Regions from separate parts of the Homo sapiens genome. Here regions 1 and 2 are each linked to region 3. A link is a loop called in an ENCODE intact Hi-C map of the cell type or tissue named here. Cell type or tissue: HepG2. All regions are shown on one strand. Each heading gives the region's core, and the rest is flanking DNA. Links, peaks and the distances in the headings are about the cores only.

Region 1 (8,301 bases), core at 2,647-5,146, 89 kb after region 3:
CACGGATTGTGAGTGTACAATGAGATTCAAGTGCTTCACACTTTGCCTATAGGCAATGTTGCAAACAAGCATGTTTTCTACGTGAGTGGTGTATGTGTGTGTGTCTACCATGATTTTCTCAACTTACTGCAGCCATTTTTCTGTATTATCATTGTGCTTTTTGATAGCAATGACCTTGACATTCTCTTTCAGTTGAAGATTTACAGTAGCTTTGACAACAGTGATACTACTGTTCCACTGGCTAGCCATTTAGGACTGCAATTTGATCAGAGGTAAAGAAAAGAACATTACCTCCAAGTCAAGCATACAGACAAACCTCCATTGTTGAGCATTCACTCTTTGCATCAATTTCTTTCCTTAGTAAATACTATTCACCCCCATTATATTACTCTGCTGTACAACCACATTAAATGGTATATCTTGAAAAATGCTTTCATTGCCCAGGGTTGTTCAGTGGTCCCATTGGATTATTTTATGTACTTGTATTAATTGTAGTCGTTGCTGTTAATGCTATATGCGCTCCCATTCCCTTTCTATTGCCTTGTATTAATTTGATTACCCAAGGTGGCTTTGGTTGGGAGTACTATATACAATAAGGTGTATTATTAGCAGTAGTTTTTAAAATCATTTACAAGCAAATTGCTATGTCAATGCCCCATAATAATGTTGACTACTTTTATTCTTCTCAAAGTCCTTTTTATTCCTTCAGGAATAAGTCACTCTCTTAAGAACCTGTGCTCTAAACTAAAATATGAACCAGTGTGCATCATAATGGAGCCCCCTCCAGGGTAATAACATTATTTCCATTCTAAGGGGACTGTACATTTAACAGTCATAAGAAAAGAATCCATGCCTTGCTTCACAGCTGTGCCACGGTCTTTTTATTTTAAGTCTTTCCTTCTGTTGAGGGGAACTGAGGTTTGTTTTTGAACTTGGGAGGACATTTTCAAGAATATTTTCTTTTCTCCCTAATCTCTACATGAGCTGCCTATGTTAGCTGTGCTACTCTGATTCTTAGTTTACTACTTTAATTTGTCCACTCTTGCTCTGTTAGTCTCTTAAAACATCTAAGTCCTTTAAATATCGCATTTCTGGTCGACACCTCCCACTCTCCTGCCCATATGATACTATCAGAAACTTTAAAGTGGAAATATTTTCCTTTCCAGGACAGTTCTTCAGTGTCAGCATAGAACGGGTTTTAGCCCTGATAATGTATAGTCGGGATGAATTAGAGAATCTTCCCTTTACTATTACTGTTTGGGCTGACTCTGTAAGAACCACTCAGAGAGGAGAAAAAGCAACTTCCTTCCCCAGATCATGAGCCTACATCAGGCAAAAGAGAGTTTTTTAGCTTTAGGGAGTAGAAACCAAGAGAATTTAAGTTTGCCTCAAGACGGGAACAGCTTGTGCCTAGTGGGAAATTGCATTGTTGACACTTTGATAATGATCAGATCCTGACTTAAGTTCTAATAATAGCTCCTATTCATCACGCTTTTACTATGAGCCAGGTCTATATAAAGGTACTTTAAATATGTAGCAGTTGCAAATTTGAGCCTATAATGCAGATTGTGTAAACATATCATCTTTTTTAAAAAATTGAGGTGTAATTTAATTCACACTTACAAGGGTAAAATTCAACAACCATTAGTAGATTCACAAGGTTGTACAATCATCAACATTATCTAATTCCAGAGAATTTTAATGACTCAAGGAAGAAACTCCATGACCATTAACAGCCTCTCCCTATTTCCTCCTCTTCCCAGACCCTAATGTCTAACAATTTACTTTCTGTCTTTGTAGAGCTGCTTATGTTAGGCTTTTATATAAATGGAATCATACAATATGTAAACTTTTGTGTCTGGCTTCTTTCACTTAGCATAATGTTTTCAAGCTTCATCCATGTTGAAACATGAATTAGTACTTCATTCCTTTTTATGGCCGAATGATATTCCATTGTATGGATATACCAGATTTTGTGTATTGATTCATCAGTTGATGGACATTTGGGTTGTTTCCAGTTTGGGCCTATTATGGATAATGCTGCCATGAATATTTGTGTACAAGTTTTTGAACATTCGTATACATATGTTTTCATTTCTCTTGCATGAAATATAATTGCTGGGCCATATGGCAACTATGTTTAACTTTTCAAGGAACTGCCAAACTGTTTTCCAAAGCAGCTGCACCATCTAATTCCCACAAGCAATATACAAGGATTCTAATTTCTACACATCTTCACCAACATGTTATTATCTATCTTTATTATTATAACTATCCTGGAGGGTGTGAGGTGTATCTAAATGTGGTCATGTCTTATCTCTTATTGTGTATAAGTCAACTTACTTTCTGTTGTAAGCTTCTATCCTGCCAGGCTTGGATAGAAATGCTTTTATTGCCCAGGATTGTTCAGTGGTCCCATTGGATTATTTTACATACTTGTGTTAATTGTAGTCATTGCTGTTAATGCTATAGGCTCTCCTGTTCCGTTTCTATTGGTTGGATAGAAGCAAGTTTGGATAGAAGCTTGGCAGGATAGAAGCTTACAATAGAAAGTAAGCTCAGCAAAATCGTAAGTTCAGCAAAATCAGTGAACTCAGTGGTTTTTCAGTGTTTGCTATGTGAGGTCATGTTGAGGTCCTAGAAAACGTACACAGTCCTGGATATCAATAGGTCAAAAACTAAGCTGTTTGGTCACTGAATTGTCTACACAGATAACTCCTAAGTCATTTTAGCCCACATGGCCATCATATGTTATATCTACCCCTCTTAAAGCACTCACACGTTTTGTGAGACGGCTTATTGTTCGTTGGCATAGGGGCGTCGTGTACCTATGTTTTATTTTTTCTTCTTTTTCTATTGAAAACACAGGTGAATAATTGCACTATATACATGAATCTCGGGCCTTGCATGTGCTGCTTCAAGTCAGGAAAAGTATAATTGTACTGTGTGTAAAAGCCAAAAAATCTGGATTTAAAAAATCTTTTAGGTACAAACTTAACCATGGTGGCTCAATTTGCAGAAGGATGAGTTGAATCCAATATTAGGAGGAGGCATTGAGTGTGGCAGGGGCACCATTGTCCTTCATTTGAGGACAATGTCTTGGTTACTGAAGTTTGTCATGCTAGACTTTTCTGAGATATTTACCTGCTTCTGCCATCCCAATAGTTGTGTCCAGGTTGGCCGTGTCCCACTGCACTTGGCTCAGAGACCACATACCCTCTTTACCCTCTTTTTAATGCTGATCTCACCCAGGGAAGTCAGGTAATATAGGCAAATAGGTGAATTTACTTTTTGCAGCTGCTGCCTTTTCTTCCAATGCGTTTCCTCCATATATTAGGTTTGCAGTTTTTGCCATTGAAAGTAATTGCAAAAACTGCAATTACCTTTGCACCAAACTAATAGTAGCACAGGCTCCACTCTGCCTGCACTTCTGTCATCAAAATGTGCTCCTCAAAATGCTACCATCAGTCATTCTTATTCTCTATCAATTCAACTACATTTACCAGGAATGTATTTGTATTTTAAGAAGCTTCATTTTGCATAGTGGTAAAAATACTTTTCTTTATTAACAAGAAATTAAATTTCAGTGGGGCAGACTAGCTTATGGGTTGATTTGCTTAGAGTCGGATTTGTGTTAGGGATAATAACGAATGCTAACATTTGAAGAACACTTAATTCCATGTTAGGCAAGAGCTAATGCTTTATATGTATTATTTCACTTGATAACTAACAACAGCCCTTAGATACAGGTATTATTATGATATTTTACAAGAGAGAACATGAGACTTAGCAATGTTAAGTGATTTTCCCCAGGTTGCTTGGTTAATAATTGATGGGGCTAGAATTTTGATCCAGGACTGTTTGACTCCAAAGTCCTGTCTTGTTAGCCATTGTCTCCTTTCATGCTTAACACTGAGATCTCAAAGACAGGTAGGTATGCTGTACCTGGAAATTAGCGAGTTTCCAGTAAAGACAGAGAGTTACTGTAGATTAGGTAGAAGAAGTATAAAGTATTTTAAGTATTATTTAAAAGAGGTTTGATAAGTGCCCCATCCTAAAATATTTCCAGCTCCAAACTTTCATCTTCCCAAGGAATAGTTTATAATTAGATTCTTTGGAGACAGGCTTTCAGATTTCAATAGTTCATATTTCCAGGTGTGTGTGTGTGTGTGTGTGTGTGTGTGGTGTGTGTGTGTGTTTATGATAGAGCCCATCATACCTTTAGCCATTGCCAGTTAGCTAGCTTCCATTTTTAGCAGGGATTAATTTATGAATCAGTGCTGAAGAACTGGAACACAGATGGACTCACTTTCTGAACAAAAAAGAGGTGGAGGGTGGAGGCTATGCAAAGACCAGGGTAAAGCGCATTCTACAGGAGGCAAATCTCTTCCTTATTAACTTGTCTATTGACACAGATAGTTGCAAAAGTAGTCCAAGGGCTGAAAGAAATAGGAAATGTCTCTTGATATGACAAAGAGAAGGGTTGCCTGCAATGTAGTGATGAAAATAGAAGTAGTTAGTGCTGTGGTTTATGCCGAAGCAGAGAGGCAGCTTAGAGAAGGCAGTGTATTATACTTTCTAATTATATATTACTGTATTGTCAGCCTTTTCCCATTTTTGGCTTGCTTCTTTCATCTCCCAAACAGACTCAGTTCTCCATCCTAAAGGAAATTCCATCATTTTCAAACTCTTAAGAGACTGTATTCTCCTCCCACTTTCTTATGTCTCCTTAGACTTTTCTTCCCCTTGTAATTGGGCTCTGCCTCCACCATCCCACTAGGACTGATTTCACTGAGAACATTAAGAAAGAAAGCAAAACAGAACTTCTAATTGTCCTGTTATTCTAATTGTCCACACTGTTTGCAGCATCTAGCTCTGAAAATTATATCCTCCTCCTTGAAATTGTCTTCTCCCTCATACTGTTTTATTATTGTCTTCATTCTGTTTTTTGTTTATGATATTCATGTATTTATCCAATCAATGTATTCATTTGCTAGGGCTGCTGTAACAAAGTCCTACAATCTGGGTGGCTTAAGCAACAGAAATGTTGTCTCATAGTTTTGGAGGCTGAAAGTGATTGGTTCCTTGTGAGGGCTGGGAGGGAAGCATCTGCTCCAGGCCTTCCTCCTTGGCTTATAGATGGCTATCATTTCCCTGTGTCTTTTCACGTAGTTATTCCTCTATGTATGTCTGTCTATGTGTTCAAATTTCCTCTTAATCATAAGGACACTAGTCATATTGGATTGAGGTCTACCCCAATTAGCTCACTTTAATTTGATTACCTTTGGGAAGACCCTATCTCTAAATAAGATCACATCCCAGGATACTGGGGACTGGGACTCCAGCATATCTTTTATGTGAGGGGCCATAATTCAATCCATAACATTCAACAAACTTTTGTTGGTTGTCTGTGATTTTCTAGACATTGAGCTAGTTGGGAGTTTGTATATATAGGGACCCAGCAGCTACTTTTAAACAGACTCAAATTTAGTGGGGAGACAAACCCAGGCCTGAGGTTGTGTCCTGGTCTTGACTGGATGGTGAATGAACACAACGTGCCGGTCGTCTCCCCAGCCCTACCCTAGAGATTCCTCAGTAGTAAAAGAATTTGTAGGAGTCTAAAAAAATGAAAGCAAAGACCGTAAGAAACCCTGGGAAGAGCGAGTACAATTGTGACATCACGCATAGGAAGTGACAAGCAGAGGCAGGGAATGGCCAGCTGCCACAGTTGGGGAGAATCTTCACTGCGCACTTTGCTCTCTTACATTGCCAGGAATGGCTAATGGGCACTTGTCTTTTTTCTCTCCATAGTGGAATAGGAAAACATTCCAGCCCCAGCCCTGTTTGTAGGGGTAGGAGATCTTGAGATAATTCTAGGAGTAGGGTACGGTTGGGAGAAGACAGGCACAAGGATAGACTGATTGGCCCACTTTCAGGCATTCCTTCCCTTTAGGTTTCCTAGGTGCAGTGTCACTTGCTAAGCAGAAAGCAGTCGGGGGTGATCAAACCCAGATTGTGAACACATTACCAACAACAATAGCTGATGCCTCCAGGGTAAGGAAGAGTCACAGGCAAAGTAATCAGAGAGTGAACAGCACAGCCAAGAAAAAAGGGAAATCATGAACACCCTGAACAGAATCAGAATGAATGGAACAGAGAGATCAAAAATTAGAAATATACACAATAATTATCTTCCAGTTGATAAGAGAAGGTACTGTAATGTGAAGCAGAAACAGGCATGTCTGCTTGTAGAGGGAACCTGAGTGTGCATCATTTTGGGAATGGATGATTTAAATATGATAGATCTAACTATAGAATACCATATGGGAAGAGAAAACCACAAATTTGATATAAAGCATGAAATAATTCTTATTTTTTAAAAAAAATTAAGTGGAAAAAGTAGGAAATAAAATGAAATTTTAATACAATAATATTTATCTAAAGGTTTACATATTTATAAAACAAGACCTGCAGGGCACATTGGCTCATGCCTGTAATCCTGAAGTGTTAACACTTTAACCCTAACACTTTAATCCAAACACTTTGGGAGGCCGAGGTGGGTGGATTGCTTGAGGCTGGAGTTTGACACCAGGCTGGATAACATGGTGAAACTCCATCTCTACTAAAAAAAAAAAAAAAAAAAAAAAATTAGCCAGGCATGTAGTCCCAGCTACTAGGGAGGCTGAGGTGGGAGGATCACTTGAGCCTGGGACCCTGGGAAGTTGAGGCTGCAGTGAGCTTTGTGCCACTGCACTCCAGTCTGAGTGACAGAGTGAGCCTGTATTTCAAAAACGACAAACAAACAAGCAAACAAAAAACAAACAAAAAACCCCACCACCAACAAAAACAAGACCATACATATTATAAGCATAAGTAAAACCATATATCAAATATATTATTAATAAATGACTACCTATTGGCCAGTTGATGAGAATGAGAACGTGGGCTCAGAAAAGAAAGAGAAAAATATTAAAACAAGAAAGAATCAACTGCGCACCTAGAAACAAAACATATTTCTCTAACCTCTCTGACCACACTCTCCTTGGTTTTTTTCCTAATTCATTTTCCTCTTTCCATCCCTACAACATTAATATTTTAATTATTGGCTCTTTCGTCTTGTTGCTTGGTAAGCAATTTCACTATAGCTATGACATGAACAATGACCTAGTTCCAAATGAACATCTCCAGCCTCCTCCTGTCTTTTGACTCGTGGTCTTGTATTTCCAACTATTGACCAGATTCCTGTATCACAAGTCCTTGAGTGCACCAAACACATCTCCAAGTGCCTGGGTCTTGCAGAGAACATGGTCTATAGAAATGGTGGTTTACCATCTTCTAGAGTTGTCTCTGGTCTCAAATTCATTTTGCCTGCAGGTGAAATGATGTGAAGTAGAAGGAGGTACAATAGTGTCAGAGGTCAAGCATTCTCTATTTTATGGTTTTCCTGACAATTGGCTCTGAGACATCCTGCTGCCCCAGAAATGGGATTAGAGGCTACACTGGTGGGACAATCCCTCTGGGGCTTTGCAGAGGTGTTCTCAGAATATTATCCCAGATTGTGTTAGGACTGGTATGTCAAAACGTGTTTGGCATTGCACAACATGCTGAGCACATAGGTATGCAAATATTTGAAGCTGAAATAAATATTAGAAGTCATGAAGTTTTGTGGTTATCAAGCTCGTCAAAGTGCTATTGTTTTCTAGTGAAGCCTCAGAGGTGGGCTTCTAGTCTGCCTACCCCATTTCAGCTAGAGGAGCTTTGGTGAAGTGTGGAGTGGTAGGGAGCACAGACTTTGGGGCTGGAGTCGTATCCCAGACTCACTGGGTATGGCTGTGTGATCTTGGGAAAGTTTTAATCTCTCTTTTCTTTAGTTTCTTTCTCTACAAAATGGAATTCATAGCTATCCTTGCCTTAGAGGATTTTGTGAAGATCAAGATAAGTGAAATACACATGAAGCATTTAAAACTGAGGCACCTGCAGAGTACATGCTCAAGGAATACGCTTATTGTTGCTGCTCTGAATTTATTTCAGGTAATGGAACTTGGAATAAGAATTGATTTGAAAAAAAATTATTTAAAAAAGTTCAGAACTGCCAATTTTTAGTTTTTTCAATGATTTCACAGATAGAAAGGCCAAGATTGACCCATAATCATGCAGTTATTAATAGAATGAGGATGAAATCTTAAGGACCCGACTCCCAGCCAGGACTCTGTCCAGCATACCTGTATCAGGTGCTGTGGACATCCCAGCTCCCTTCCTGTGTCAATCAATTCTTCTTGGGTCCCTAGCAAGAGAAACCAA
Region 2 (8,301 bases), core at 2,647-5,146, 110 kb after region 3:
ATTTACTATCTGTCCATTTGCAGAAAAAGTGTGCCAACTCCTGTTATAAACTATACTAAATACTACAGGTGCACAATCACTTTTAATCTTCACAGCACCCCTTGGACACAGGCACATTACTTTCCCCAGTTCACAAATGAGGGGATCTTGGCTCAGCTGACTTAAGTAACTCACCCAACACCAGACAACAAGAATATGGCCAAGTTGGGATTGGAACCTGGGTATGTTAGTCAGGGTTCTCCAGAGAAACAGAACTGATAGGATGTTTATAGAGAGAGATTTATTTTAAGGAATTGGCTTGCATAATTATGGAGGCTGTCAAGTCCAAAATCTGCAGGGTGAGCCAGCAGGCAGCACACTTAGGAAGAACTGATGATGTAGTTCTAGTCCATAGGCTGTCTGCCGCAGAACTCCCTGTTGCTCCAGAGAGGTCATCCTTTTTGTTCTATTCAGGCCTTCAACTGATTGATGAAGTATACCCACATTATAGAGGGTAGTCTGCTTTACTCAAAGTCCACCAATTTAAGGGTTAATCTCATCCAAACATACCTTCACAGAAACATGCAGAATAATGTTTGAACAAATATCTGGGCACCACGGCCCAGGCAAGTTGACACATAAAATTAACCGTCACACTGGGTCTAACCGAGCAAGAACATTTGCTTATCTCTATCCTAGACAACTCTCTAATGATCTTTTGTTATTGTCTGTAAGAAAGAATTGTCTTTTAAAACTGGGAATGCCTACCAACTTTCCTCATATGCCCTTAGTGAAGTGAGTTTTAATTTGGCATATCCAGAAAAGTTACTCCTCACAGAATGCACAGATTCTCCTGTGCATCAGGAGATCCAAGTGGGCTAGTCCTTTTCCCTATCCCTAATAACTTTGTGAACACCCTTTGCATGTAGAAAACAAAATACAAATGCAGTTGATCCTTGAGCAACACGAGTTTGAACTGTGAGAGTCCTCCTACATGCAGATTTTTCTCAATAAATGTATTAGAACATGTTTTGGAGATTTGCAATAATCTGAAAAAATTCACAGATGAACTGCAGCCTAGAAATATTGAAAAAAATGAAGGAAAGGTTTAATATGCCATGAATCCATCAAATATATGTAGATACTAGTCTGTTTTATCATTTAGTGCTATAAAATATACAGGAATATATGATAAAATTTTAAAATTTATTAAAACTTAGGTACACAAACAAAGACTATACAGGCATTATTTACAATTGAGAGAAATGTAAACAGATGTAAAGACCTTTACGATGATCCACTTTCACTTAATGAATAGTAAATATATTTTCTGTTTCTTATGATTTTCTTAATAACATTTTCTTTCTGTAGCTTACATAGTTGTAATAACACAGTATATAATACATATAACATAAAAAATACATGCTAATCAACTGTATGTTCTTGGTAATGCTTCTCGTCAACAGCAGGCTATTAGTAGTTAAGTTTTTGGGGAGTCAAAATTTTTACTCAGATTTTTGAATATGTGGGGAGTAGGCACACTTAGCCCCCACAGTGTTCATGGGTCAGCTGTATAGTCTTGGAGCAACACTTAGGAACTTCCAAGAATGTAGAAAGAATTCTGATACTCTTATGCTAGTCTAGTTTCTCTTGATAGAAACTTTTAGAGTGGCATATTAATGTTTTTGTTTAGATTGTGACTAAGTGGCATTCTTGGAGTCCAGCATATTTTAATTTGTAGCCTTAAGTCTGTAATAAAGGTAGATTTCAAATATAAATTAAAGTAAAATATTTATAGGAATCAGTTGGCAATTAATATGTACTAATAACTCTTTTAAAATAAAAATATAATGTATATAAACATGGTATTTGAATATCTCTTACTAAAGAAGACCTTATAGAGCTAATTTACAATAAATAAAATTTTGTTTGTTTTGATCTTTTTGTTTTTTTTTTTAATTAAGTTCTGGGATACATGTGCAGAACGTGCAGGTTTCTTACATAGATATACATGTGCCATGGTAGTTTGCTTCAACCATCAACCCATCATCTACATTAAGTATTTCTCCTAATGCTATCCCTCCCCTTGCCCCCCACCCATGACAGGCCTCAGTGTGTGATGTTCCCCACCTTGTGCCCATATGTTCTCATTGTTCAACTCCCACTTATGGGTGAGAATGTGTGGTGTTTCGTTTTCTGTTCCTGTGTTAGTTTGCTGAGAATGATGGTTTGCAGCTTCATCCATGTCACTGCAAAGGCATTTAGGTTGGTTCCAAGTCTTTGCTATTGTGAATAGTGCTGTAATAAACATATGTGTGCATGTGTCTTTATAGTAAAATGATTTATAATCCTTTGGGTATATACCCAGTAATGAGATTACTAGGTCAAATGGTATTTCTGGTTGTAGATCCTTGAGGAATATCATTCTTTTTTATGGCTGCATAGTATTCAGTCATGTATATGTGCCACATTTTCTCTATCCAGTCTGTTATTGATGGGCATTTGGGTTGGTTCCAAGTCTTTGCTATTATGAATAGTGCTGCAATAAACATACATGCGTCTTTATAATAGAATGATTTATATTCCTTCAGGTATGTACCCAGTAATGGGATTGCTGGGTCAAATGGTATTTCTAGTTCTAGATCCTTGAGGAATCACCACACCATCTCGCACAATGGTTCAACTAATTTACCCTCCCACCAACAGTGTAAAAGCGTTCCTAATTCTCCACATCCTCTGCAGCATTTGTTATTTCCTGACTTTTTAATGATCGCCATTCTAACTGGCATGAGATAGTATCTCATTCTGGTTTTGATCTGCATTTCTCTAATGACCAGTGAGGATGAGCTTTTTTCCTATGTTTGTTGGCTGCATAAATGTCTTCTTTTGAGAAGTATCTTTTCATATCCTTCACCCACTTTTTGATGGGGTTGTTTTTCTTCTTGTAAATTTATTTAAGTTCCTTGTAGATTCTGATGTTAGCCTTTTGTCAGATGGCTAGATTGCAAAAATTTCCTCCCATTCTGTAGGTTGCCTGTCCACTCTGATGATAGTTTCTTTTGCTGTGCAGAAGCTCTAGTTTAATTAGATTCCATTTGTCAATTTTGGCTTTTGTTGCAATTGCTTTTGGTGTTTTAGTCATGAAGTCCTTGCCCATGCCTATGTCCTGAATGGTATTACCTAGGTTTTCTTCTAGGGTTTTTATTGCTTGAGGTCTTACATTTAAGTCTTGAATCCATCTTGAGTTAATTTTTGTATAAGGTGTAAGGACAGGGTCCAGTTTCAGTTTTCTGCATATGCCTAGCCAGTTTTCCCAGCACCATTTATTCAGTAGGGAATCCTTTCCCTCTTGCTTGTTTTTGTCAGGTTTGTCAAAGATCAAACCTTTGATCAAATCACAGCCTGGGCTTCAAGGTCCTACCGATATGTGATGTCATCCCCGGAGGCCCAGCTGTAAAATTCCTCTCTTTGTACTCTTTCTCTTTATTTCTCAGCTGGCCGACACTTACAGAAAATAGAACCTACGTTGAAATATTGGAGGTGGGTTCCACTGATATCTTTGGTATTTGATGTTGGTGACCTTCGGACGGGGTTTTTGAGTGGTCGCCCTTTTTGTTGAGGTTGATGGTATTGCTTTCCGTTTGTTAGTTTTCCTTCTAACATTCAGGCCCCTCTTCTGCAGATCTGCTGCAGTTTGCTGGAGATCCACTCCAGACCTTTTTTGCCTGGGTATCACCAGCAGAGGCTGCAGAAGAGCAAAGATTGCTGCCTGTTCCTTCCTCTGGAAGCTTCATCCCAGAGGGGCACCCGCCAGATGCCAGACAGAGCATTCTTGTATGAGGTGTCTGTTGACCCCTGCTGGAAGGTGTCTCCCCTTCAGGAGGCACAGGGGCCAGGGACCCACTTGAGGAGGCAGTCTGTCCCCTTAGCAGAGCTCTAGCGCTGTGCTGGGAGATCTGCTGCTCTCTTCAGTGCTGGCAGGCAGGAACGTTTAAGTCTGCTGAAGCTATACCCACAGCTGCCCCTTCCCCCAGGTGCTCTGTCCCAGGGAGATGGGAGTTTTATCTATAAGTCCCTGACTGGGGCTGCTGCCTTTCTTTCAAAGCCTGACTACTGTGTCTTTGTTTCACTTTGGTCAAGTAATAAGGCCATCTCAGAACCAAATAAAATCAGGAATTGAATGAGGTGATATTGAAAATGTAAGGCTCTGTGTAATTGTGTTTGGAAAATTTTAGCAGTGGCAATATATCAGTATTTTAATTTGCCTGGTGATGTATCTGTTCACCCATAAGGGGTATCTGGCTTGATTTTGATATGATTTACTACTACTGGTGATCATTTTGATTCAATAGCTTATGTATTTACAGAAATTCAGGAACAGGTGTTTCTGATTCAGCAATGTCTCCAGCATCTAATTTGGTATGCAAGTTAGTAGGTTGTGTATCATATTTATAGGAACTCCATTACATTCATAATGGGGTGAATATTTTCCCTGGGCCAAATCTTAAAGTTTATCAGGGAAATTACTGTGTATTCAGAGCCATGTACAGGAAAGTTTGTAATTCCATATTTAATTTTCTTGTTTTTCTTCTTGTTCTTTCTGAATCATCTTGTTTGAGAAGGAAAGCATTGAATAGCTTTTTTTTTTTTTTTTTTTTTTAAAGAAGGTGGGAGGTAACACTTTAGGTGTCAGTAAGAGATGTGAAGTGAAAATCTTCCTGTTACCTCAGGGGAGGGGCCTGATAGGACAATGGGTAGGGCCCACAGAATGCAGCTGGATGTTGGATAAAGGGCTAGTTCAGTCTCTGGGTGTCTGCAGACCTTTTTCTTGCTGTAGAGCTGTGAATAAGATGCTAAAATATATTGCTGATCCTTTGCCTCAGGGAGCTGAATCAAGGCTTTAACCTGATTTAAGCCCACACCTGAAAATATTTTTATCCTCTTCACTGGAGGCTGGATTTGAACAGCTGACTTCGAGGTGAAGTGTTCTACAGCCCAAACCCAATCCCTAGAGTCAGTCAAGCTGCTTCCTTATACATCTTCTGTTGTGCGGGGTTGGGAGAAGCAATGTTAAGGGTTCCTGAGGAAAAACATAATGTTGGCATCAATGGGGATATTGATGTGTTGTCGTTTGACTAGAGTTCTTTTATTTTAGTAAAATAAAGAGTGAAAATTAGCTTGTATAACACAAACTCAAAAAGGTAGGCCATGATCTGTTAAAAGAGGGGAGAGTTTGATTATATATTTCTGCACGAAAGAAGCAGATGCATCTTTTTGAAGAGGCTTGCCAGCACCACTATTCATAAATGTGTGTGCAACAGATAGTCTAATTGCCTCATTTATAGTAGTAGGACATACTGATTTCCTTTCACATTATTTACCCATCCACTGAGTTTTGGAGTAGACAGGGAGAATGCATTTCAATCCTGAGGGCTGCTTGTTTTAAACATTGCCTCTGTCTCCATGACAAGTGTTTTATTGTCACTTCTGACTAGATTCCTATTTTGGTTGTCAGTTGTCTGTCTTTTCAGGGTTCGTGAGTTTCAGTGAAGGTTCTGTGAATATTTTTTAAACCCTTCAGTTATCATGACTCTTCAAAAATCAGCTAGTGTATTCTGTATTCCTTCATGAGTGAAGAAGATAAACTGGGAACTATTCTGTGGCTTATTCCTGTGCATCATTCTGCAATCATTTACATCTGTGTAGCGTTTTCCTTTCATGCATATGAACCCACAGGATTGTTACAGTCTCTCGGTTAGGTAAGGCTGACTTTCATTCACTCGTTTATTTATTCATGCATATATTTATTGAGCACTGATGTGTCAGGCATTGGGCTCGGTTCCAGGTATAAAAAACATCAGTCCTTGTGTTCTAGAAGCTTCTAGAAGTTCTCTTCTAGTGGGAGATAACAAAATCTAATATAGATGGTCTCTGACTTATGATAGTTTGACTTTAAGATTTTTTGGCTTTATGATGGTGCAAAAGCGATACTCATTCAGCGGAAACTACTTTGAGTACTCATACAACCATTTTGTTTTTCACTTTCAGTATAGTATTCAGTAAATTATAAGAGATATTTAACACTTTTCTCATAAAATAGGCTTTATGTTGGATGATTTTGCCCAACTGTAAGCTAATGTAGGTGTTTTGAGCACATTTAAAGTAAGCTAGGATAAGCTCTGATGTTCAGTACGTTAGGCGGATTAAATGCATTTTGACATGATATTTTCAACTTGCAATGGGTTTATGAGGATGTGATCCCATTATAAGTTGAGGAGCATCTGTACTGTAATGTAAGTGACTCAGTCTGTTTATGCTGCTATAACAAAATACCTTAGACTGTGTCATTTATAAACAATAGAAATTTATTTTCACAGTTCTGGATGCTGGGAAGTCTAAGATCAAGGTGCCAGCAGATTAAGTGTCTGGTGAGGGCTTGCTCTCTGCTTCCAAGGTGGGCCTTAGCTTTGCTACTGGGAGGAACAGGAAGAGAGGGAAGACCTTGTCTCTACATGGCAGAAGACAAGGAAGAGACAAGCAAGCTCTTTCAATCATATATACATATATATATATATGTATACACACACACACACGTATATATATACTTATATATACACGTATATATACACGTATATATATATATACACACACTTTAAGTTCTGGGATACATATGCAGAACATACAGGTTTGTTACATAGGCATACAAGTGCCGTGGTGGTTTGCTGCACCCATCAACCCATCATTTACATTAGGTATTTCTCCTAATGCTATCCCTCCCCTAGCCACCCACCCCACCCCAACAGGCCCCAGTGTGTGATGTTCTCCTCCCTGGGTCCATGTGTTCTCATTGTTCAACTCCAACTTATGAGTGAGAACATGCAGTGTTTGGTTTTATGTTCAATCCTTTTTATAAGGACACTAATTCCATTCAGGAGGACAGAGCCCTCAGGACCTAATCACCTCCCAAAGGCCCCACTTCTTAGTACTATCACATTGGAGATTAAGTTCTAGCACAGGAATTCTGGGAGGGCACCAACACTCAGAACAAAGCAGTAAGTATGTTGAAAGTGTAGACAGAGAAGCAGGGAAGGTTTATTAAAGTCAGTATGAGGAATAGAAAAAGGTTTCACCAAGAAGCAAGAATTTAGGGTAAAATGTGAAAAGGAAAATGTTTTCCAGGTTGAGTAAGTGAGGATATCAAAGTAGGGGAAGAGGAGTACTGTTGCCGTTGCTTTATAGATAAAGAAACCAAAGTTAACAAGGCCACAAAGCTGCCACATGTAAATGCAAGTGCTTGAACTGAGATATGTTCATGCTGTTTTTGTTACACCCGGCTATACCAATCAGCAACTCATTAGATTGATTTTTCAAATTTTCTTTAATATATTCTATAAGAGCAAGAGTAGTGTATTCATTCCTTCATCTTAAGTATGAAAAGGCATTGAAGTCTTAGGGAGTGAAAATCCAGTTTGCATTTGTGTTTTTTATTTTGCATATTATTTTTCTGAAGTATAAATAAAATATTATAAAGTATTAGCCTTACAAATTGAAGATACCTATGATCAAGAAATAGAACACAAACTCCTTCACAGCCTCCCTCATGCATAGTAATTATAGCTCCTACAAATTAACTACTATTCTAATATCTTCTATCTCAATAAATTAGTTTAACATGTTTTTAGAGTTTTATAAAAATGGAATCATATGTATCTCTTGTGTTGGGCTTCTTTTTCTCAAAATTATTCACCCAAGTCACAGCATGTAGCAGTAGTCTGATGTTCATCATTGTTCTATAATATTCCATTGTAGGAATATACCACAACTTATATATTCTATTATCTATAAAGCTTTAGGTTGTTTCCACTATGGGTCTATGATGAATCACTGTTGTAAGACAATTTGTGCAGGTCTTTGGTGCACATATATGCACATGCTTTTGGGTATACCTCTAGAAGTAGAATTTAGAGTTTATAGAATATGCAAATATTCAGCTTTAGTGATTACTGCCACATGGTTTTCAATTCAGTCCAATTACTCAGTGTCTATTATTATAAATAGTATTTTCTTTGTGTCTTGTTTAATCAATCTTTGCTTGTTCCAAGGTCATGAATATATTCTCCTATATATTCTTCTAGAATTATTTTTGTTTTATCTTTCAAATAGAGGTCTATAATCTATCTGAAATGAATTTTTGTATATGATATATAGTGGGGTGAAAATGCACTTTTTCCCCCCATATGGATGCTCAATTGACCTGGTGCTGTTTATTGAAAAGGTCATCCTTTCCCTATTGTAGTGGAGCTTTTATCAAATTTCAGGAGA
Region 3 (8,301 bases), core at 3,400-5,899:
CTTTATCATCCAATATAAGAAATAGAATGTATTCAAATGTTAGGGGATATTTGCGTGTATTTTTGTGTAAAATATAAAAAAAGTCTTGGGATACCTAAAAAGTCAAACATTTGTAAATGTCCTCTCTAAATAATTAAACTTTAGTGAGAATCTTTATCAATCTTTAGACAAATCTCTGATTATTTCCTTTAGGTAAATTTTGAGAAGCAAAATTACTAAATCTAAGTGTGTCTGCCTATATATGTTCATGCATATTGCCATTACTTATCTAATGATAAGGAGCCCAGTGACTGGGCTAGCCCTAGGAATCAATAGGAATAAAAATAAAAATAAATATAGAAAACATATAAAATAAAAAATAAACATATTTTGTTCTATTTTGATTATTATATTGGGTAATTCCTTAAAAGTCACTCCACATCTAAGGATCTGATAAATATTAAATATATTTCTCTTCATTTATTTGAGGCGAATTTTAAACATTTCACTCTTTAAGCCATCAGAAGTTTTATTTGCTTGAGGTTACTTTTTTCCCACTAAATAGTGATCTAATTATCCCTGCACTATTTATTGAAGAGTCATCCTTTTCCCTATTAAGCTGTGATATTACATTTATCTTACACTAAATCATTATATATACTAGTGTTGGTTTCTTGGATATTTGTTCTGTCCTATTGATATTTGTACTTTCATGAACCAGTACATACTACTTTATTCATTTAAGCAAGGATCATAGGGTTACTATAAAAGAGTTACTACCTATGCTTTAATGATCATTAAAAAAACTTACTTGTTTTAAGTAATTGAAAAGTTACTAAGATATATAAGTACATGATTTACTTATTTACCTTTCATTACCTCCAAATTTGAAATATTTTACAGAAATGTGCATTGTACAGTGGAATAAAAATAAATGAAAACATTTGTAAGAATTAAGATTAATTTAGGAGTGAGGTTAACATATGAAATCATTTCCATAAGGAACTAAAGTTACTTTAGAATAGATCATATATTGTTTCTAGATGTGATCAAAACAAAGAAAAAAAAATGTGACCAGTTACAAGATTCCAAGTTTATCCTTAGAGTAATTTTTTAAAATTATTATTTTTTGAAGTCCCACTCGCCTGGTATTGAAACCCAAAAGTGGTGGTAAGCAGCCTTGATTATATCCCTGCAGTTGGCAGGTGAGTCTCTCTCACTGTGCTTCCAAAGCATCTTGTGTCACTATCCAACACTGACTGCGTTGTGCTACAATAGTCATGCATGCTTTGCTCTGTCCCCACCAACGTGACCCTCCCAGCCCCAGCCTGTAACCTTCTTTGATGCCTGTTTTCATAGCCCTTGTGTCTGGCACAGTGCTTGGAACAGGAGAGGGTTCAAAATTGTGGGGGGAAAGGGGGAAGAAAAAGCAAACTGAGAGATGGGAAAGAGGGAGGGAAAAGGAAGTTATCTAGGATTCCACATGGATTTGTTTGAAGTTAGCACTAACATGTTGGTGCCTCTGCCTTCATATTCCATGCTTCTAACTTATTCCTGGCACCATCCTGGTCCCAAATTCTGTTCCCATCCCTCAGAGCAATAGAAATGGATTTTAACCTCTCTGCTTACTGTCCCCAATCCCAGTCCTGACAGTACACTGTCTACGCTCATATTAGATAGCACAAGATGATTTTTATTGTGAACGTGTTGGGATTTCAGGGCTAGAATCATTCCAGTTAATAGTGTGACATTAGGAGTTGATAGATTTACCATCAGCCTCGGGAGCTAAGTCAAGCTCACTCATCTGCCTTTAGCGATGCTGTAACTTTGTTCAAAAGGACCACTCAGAAAGCAGAGCTGCCGGCTGCTCGCTCACAGCTCCTTAGATAAGGCAGGCCCATTCCGTTGGCTTATTTTCTGAGCATAATGTGCTCATAGCATCTGTCAAAATTCATTGCTTATAAAAGACAAGGACCTACCTTAAGCCAGCTTAAGTATGAAATGAAACTCATGTAACTAACTTGTGTAACTCATGCAACTGAAACCTCCAGGAAAAGTTGAGCAGGGGCTCAAATCAAACCGTGTCATCAGGGCTCTCTCTCACTTCTGTTCCTCTGTGCTGGCGTCATTCATAAGTAAGTCCTCTCCACATAGTGAGCCCAGCATTTTCAGCATAACAACCCTGGCAGAAAACATCTCTTTTCATTTTATTTTCCTTTTTTCAAACAGTTTACAGCCAAAGTCCCAGGATCTGAGACTCATTGGCCTCTCTCAAACTCAGTAACTCTATTCAGGGCATTGGAATACTCTCAATGTCTATTCTTAGAAATTCAGAATTGGAGTCAGCCCTAGCCCACCCACATAGACTGCTCATAGGCAAGGGGTGGCTCCCCAAAGGAAAATTGAATCATGGAGCAGAAATAAGAAGGAATGATGTTGGGCAGATGTGAGGTTCATTTTATGTGTCAACTTGACTGGGTCAGTGTTTGAACAGATATTTGGTCAAACATTATTCTAAGGGTGTTTTTGGAAGAGAGTCACATTTAAATCGGTAGACTGAGTCAAGTAGATTGCCCTCCCTGATGTGTGTGGGCGTCACACATAGTTGAAGGCCTGCATGGAACAAAAAGGCTGACCCTCCTCTAACTAACAGAGAATTCTTTCTGCCTGACTGCATTTGAACTGGGACGCTGGCTTTTTTCTGCCCTTGGACTCAAACTAAAATACGAGCTCTTGGCTGGGCACGGTGGCTCACGCCTGTAATTCCAGCACTTTAGGCGGTTGAGGCAGGCAGATTGCCTGAGCTTGAGAGTTCGAAATCACCCTGGGCAACATGGTGAAACCCTGTCTCTCCTAAAATACAAGTAAATTAGCCAGGTGTGGTGGTGCATGCCTGTAGTCCAAATTACTCAAGAGGCTGAGGTTGGAGAGTTGCTTGAGCCAGGGAGGTGGAGGTTGCAGTGAGCCAGGATCGCCCCATTGCACTCCAGCTTGGGCGACAGAGTGAGACTCTGTCTCAAAATAAATAAATAAATAAAACAAAATACCAGCTCTTCCTGGGTCTAGAGCCAGCATGCATTTAGGCTGGAATTTACACCATTGGTTCTCCTGGTTCTTAGTCCTTCTGACTCAGACTGGTGCTTCACCATCTGCTCTGCTGGGCTTCCAGTGTGCTTTCTCACCCTGCAGACCTTGGGGCTTGTCCGTCGCCCTAATCATGCAGACTAATTTCTTACAATAAATCCCTTTCTATATATGCATATAACCTTTTGGTTTTGTTTCTCTGGAGAACCTTGAGTAATACAGAAGGCCAGACAGTAGAAACCCTCTACACTCTCCATGTCCTCTTGCTGTGTCTTTGAAGTCCCTGTGTTCTGTCTACCCACATCTCCTTCCTATCCTTGAAATACATGTGTGGCCTATTCCAAAGCTCATTCTTATCCTCTGCTTTGAAGCCCTTCCTTATTTTACTCTTGGAGAACTCAGCATCATCCACCTTATAGTTTCACAGAGCATAAGTATTTCCCCACCATTTCCTCATTCTGATTCCACATGGATTTCTATAGCTTCCCTACCTTTAAGGGAGAAGAGACGCTTTTTTTGTGCACCCACTATGTATACAACCCTGTGTTAATGGTTTATGGAATATGGATAGGAAATACAGATGCTACTTGACTTACAATGGGGTTATGTCCTGATAAATTTGTTGGAAGTTGAAAATATTGGAAGTTAAAAACTCATGTAAAGGATAAGTCATGATTGCGGACTGTGAATGTCCCAACTCACGTGTGATGGCCATTACTGGCCTGCTGCCTTCATGCTGGGCAATTATCTTGAGTTTCATCTCAAGAGTAATTGCCTTCCTCTTCTTCTCACCAGAAGCAGGAGACACAGATGGGCATTTTGTAGACATGATGGATGCGGAAACAGGATATCCAAAAATTGCTGGCAACACAGCACACTGTCATCATGTGCCTGACTGGGAGCTGCATTTCACTGCCGCTGTCCAGCACCTCAAGAGAGTATCCCACTGCATATCTCTAGCATCGGAAAAGAGCAAAATTAAAAATGAAAAACATGGTGTTTACTGAATGCATATGCCTTTCATACTACTGTAAAGCCAAAAATAGGAAGTTGAACCATTGTAAGTCAGGGACAAAGGTACTTAGTTTCTTCTCTCAGAGTGAGAATTAGATAATCATGGTCTTCTCCCTTCCTCTAGCCTTACTTTCTGACTCATCTCTAATTAGGCAGTTCACAATATTTCTTGAAGACACACATTATCCCCAGAACTGTTGTTAGGGTAGTGATTAAGTTCAGTGACTGGTGACAATAAACCAGAGTGATGACAGGAAAAAGCAATGAAATTAGCTTGAAGACAAGCTAGAGGCAAGTCATGCCAGAGGTTGCCCCTTAGGGTTGGTGCCTGCCATAGCAGGAGCAAAACCAAAGATGATGCCGTTGCGCCTGACTGAGGCATCAGTCACAAATGGCCCATCCCCCAAATTATCTGGTTCATCTTATAGAAGCCAAGTTGGTATGCTATAAGTGGTCAGAAGGCACAGGGTGAAGATCCGGTGTCAATGTTTACCTAATGTGAGATCATGGGAGGCCACTTTACTTCTCTGGGTTGTTTCCTCCTCTGTAACTTGAGGTACTACAAGGCTGACTTCATGGTCATGCAAGCTCTGTGCAGTCCCAGAGGAGCCCTCATGTAGAACAGCCCCACACTTGGCTTAGTGCTTTGCTGTCACTGTCTTGAATTTCTTAATGATTTTTAAGCAAAAGGCTCATCATTTTCATTTTGCACTGGGTAATTATGTAACTTGTCCTGTGGGCCAAGTCAGTGATTCCACAGGATTCCTGGGGTTGGTCTATGGACTAAGGTGCCTAAGGTCCTATTTGTTTGGGAAAAAGGTGGGTTAACCATTAAACAAAGATAAGTAAGTTTCTTTACTGAAGGACATCTCAGAGTGTTTACATGTTAATATTTTTGTCACTCTCCAGAAAAAGAAAATGAAAATCATCTTTTAAACTTATTTGACCACAAAGCTCTCCAACTTTTTTTTTTCTCAAGAAGCATCTCATATAACAAGTGACACGCAGAATACATTTTGGAGAATGTTGGCTTCACTGTTTGCTTAGGTATCTGTGAAGTCTTACAACCTGTACTTTTTTTTATTGTAATGAGTCATGGATGGAGACCAGGAGCAGGGGAAGGGGAATTAAAGCTGGAATTAAGGAGTGGAAACAGGGTCTAGTTCCACATTCAAAGATGAATAATGCTATTCTATGGCCCAGGGCTCTGTTGCAAGAAAGAGTTACACTGGTCTTGTCTCACTGAAGCCCACACAGACCTACCATTTATCTCCTCTGAATTTCTGTTTATGCTGCTTTATCTATGTAAATGCCCTGCTTCACCTCAGTCTAGTAAATTCTTATTGTTTCTTCCTCCAAAATGTATCTTGAATTTGTCTACATTTATGTCTCCCAGCTTCACCCTTGTGTAAAACACATTGTCACAAATGGAGCAATGTTATAGTTTTCTAATTCACCTCCCAGATCCACCCCATTCTCCACTTGGTACTCTGACTTGACTTCTCTTTCCTAATTGCAGACTGGCCTCATGCCACTTCCCAGAATAAAACCTGTCAAAATTCCTGCTGTTTTTAGGAGAAAATCAAGACTTCCACTCATAACTAACTGCCTTGCAAGACCTGAACCCCACCTGCTTGTCCAACTTTGTCGCAAGCTAGCCTGCCTATTGCTCCTATTCTCTGAACACAGTGACCTTTTGAGACTTTCTTGAGAGCACCAAATTATTTTTCATTTTAGGAAATGTTTACGTTCTGCTTTCAGTCTCATGAATATTCTTACCCTTGCTATGCAAATGGCTGACTCCTCTTTAGTCTTTAGGTCTTCAATAAAAATCATTTCCCTTGCAAGATCTTTCTTGACCACTTTTCTGAAGCACCTCCCCCACCCCCACTGATACCATATACCTCCTACCCCTCTTAATACTATCAGTTCATCCTGGTCATTCAATTCTTAATATCCATACATGCTATAATTAGTTGTTTACTTTCTCATTGCTAGAATGCCAATGCCTTGAAGGCAGGGATTATATCCCTCTGGTATATCCGATTCTTAACAAATGCGTGGTACATAGTAAATATTCACTGTGTATTTGTTGACTGAATGACCAAGTGAATGAATTCCTAAAGGTCTGTCTAATGCTTGTTTCCTATCCATGATGTCTCTTCTGATTTTTCCCAACAAGAAAGGATGTCTCCTTTGTCTGAATTCTCGTAGTTCTTTACCTATGACTTCTTTATAGCTCTTGTATTCAACCCCTTGGCATTATTGGTGACTTTATTTCATCCTTCTTAAGTTCCTGGAGTAGCATCTTACAGATTTTTGTATACTCCAGCTGTTCCTGGCACAGAATAGGTGCTCAATAATCCTGATTGACTTGATTTGAATAATTGAAAGAGCTTTCAATAGAACAGGCACCTAAAAAGTTGTTGAAGAAGATTATTTAAAAATAAAACAACAGCAAGCCAAAAATGGGCACATTTCCCGGCCATTTTAGGAGTCTTGGAGAACAGCCTAAACACCAATCCCCACTGATCCAAATCGGCTTCATTAAACACTCCCTGGGCCTGTGAGATGGATGGCATCTGAGCAGAGCCCTGACAGGCTGGAAGAAAAGATCTCCACCTCCAGGTGCTCCTCCACTGCTCCTGGCCCCAGTTGATGGCCCTGCCATGGAAACTTTCAAGGAGGAAACTGCTGTGAGCATGAAGACTGAGCAGTGCTCCTTTTTGCTGGCCCTTTTAGAAATTTCCTCCGATTGAGAATTAGTCCTGGATATATGTGCATAGGTGAGATTACAATAAAGACTTGGGAAAGAGGAAGGTGTCTTTCTTGGCCAGGACACTCAAACATGAGTGACTATTACCATTCTGAGTTTATTTTGTTTCATCTATAGAAGTAATAATGTATACCTGACAGGGTTGTTGTGAGGATAAAATAGGATAATATATGTCTTAATTTTATATACATATAGTAGATGCTAAATATGTGTTAGGTTCCTTCCTATCTTCCCTTCCATTTCAGGTAAGAGCTCTGTGCGTGACCTCCAGGATGGACCACATCAGGGAACATAATTTGAATTTATAGAAAGGGGAAAGTTAGATTGAGTTATATGTGTATACACATGAGTGCATATAGCTCATGTATATGTGTTATCTGACGGGAAGCTGGTACTTGCTATGCATTTTGATGTGATAAGTGAACAGCAAACAAAATGACGTGCGCCCAGAAGAGAATGCAACTGGAACCTTCATCTCAACCTGGACAGTAGTGCCTTGTGGAGATACTGTTAGTTTGTGGGAAGAAAAGTTATACAGTCTTAAAGGGGCAAAGGGTGAAATTTTCTTCTTCAAGCTAGGAATAAGAACAAGTTTCATCTGAAGCAAACTAACATCAGAAAAGTCACAATTTCTTTTTTAAAGTTTGTTTCATAGCCAGGGTGAGGGATTTCCATTGGTAGAACTAGAAGCCTTTTCATATCAGTCTCCATTATTTATTAAATGAACTTCAGAAATAGATGGATAAAGTAGTATCTGACACTTGAAAGTCTCTGCCAGATGCTGTGTTCCTAGCCCAGCAAAAGAGGGGCCAGATTACATTATGATGTCGTTTTTCTCTCTTCCTTTCTGATAATCATTTCCTGGACACAGGGGTGGAAAACAGATTACTTGGAAACAGAACATGTCTAATAGAAACTCACTTAAGGTTCAGGAAATACCTGAAACATAAAGGATTTTTTGCCGTAAATGTGATGTGACAAGTTCACCTGTGGACCAAATGAAGTAACCATAAAGGCATCCATTTGCTTGAGAATTATCCACACAGTAACCTGACTTCAGTTTTCAGATGCCTCTGGAACATTTGCTGTGGCCTTGGGTTTTTTTCGTCTATATCCATGGTATTTCTTCACTCTCTTATTACAAATGGGTAAGAGATCTAAGAAGAAAATCAAAACTAAAAGAAAAAGAAAAACACACAGAACCCCCCTCCCCCAAAATGCCCATGTTTACAAGGACAATGGATGGAATGGATAGAATTTGAGATAAATCTGTCACAATGATAGCTGTCATTTAAAATAGTTGTCTTCAAAATTTTGTTTAACTGACTTTTTTTTTTTTCTCTGTCATCCAGGCTGTAATGCAATGGCGTGATCTTGGCTCACTGCAATCTCTACCACCTGGGTTCAAGTGATTCTCGTGCCTCAGCCTCCCGAGTAGCTGGGATTAC

The links. Hi-C counts contacts between places; a loop is a spot of excess contacts. Peaks named below come from ENCODE experiments on the same cell type or tissue, not always from the same donor. Only the 100,000 strongest peaks of a DNase experiment are listed, where the experiment ranks them.
Region 1: a loop joins it to region 3, with 6 times the contacts of the local background. A loop is called at or near these places in 2 of 110 quality-filtered maps.
Region 2: a loop joins it to region 3, with 7 times the contacts of the local background. A loop is called at or near these places in 3 of 110 quality-filtered maps.

Annotation. Positions count from the first base shown.
Region 1 is chr5:109,986,739-109,995,039 of GRCh38, forward strand. No RefSeq gene overlaps it. Among named protein-coding and RNA genes, the nearest start is that of LINC01848, 110 kb to the left of the region's middle. RefSeq lists enhancers at 3,710-4,004, 5,739-6,273. In HepG2, for the core only: no CTCF peak of the experiment used is centred there; a DNase peak (open chromatin) is centred at 3,873; H3K4me3 peaks cover 1,096 bases.
Region 2 is chr5:110,002,602-110,010,902 of GRCh38, forward strand. No RefSeq gene overlaps it. Among named protein-coding and RNA genes, the nearest start is that of LINC01848, 120 kb to the left of the region's middle. In HepG2, for the core only: a CTCF peak has its summit at 3,800 (motif pointing left); a DNase peak (open chromatin) is centred at 3,590; H3K4me3 peaks cover 516 bases.
Region 3 is chr5:109,896,676-109,904,976 of GRCh38, forward strand. No RefSeq gene overlaps it. Among named protein-coding and RNA genes, the nearest start is that of LINC01848, 18 kb to the left of the region's middle. In HepG2, for the core only: no CTCF peak of the experiment used is centred there; DNase peaks (open chromatin) are centred at 4,536 and 4,856; H3K4me3 peaks cover 324 bases.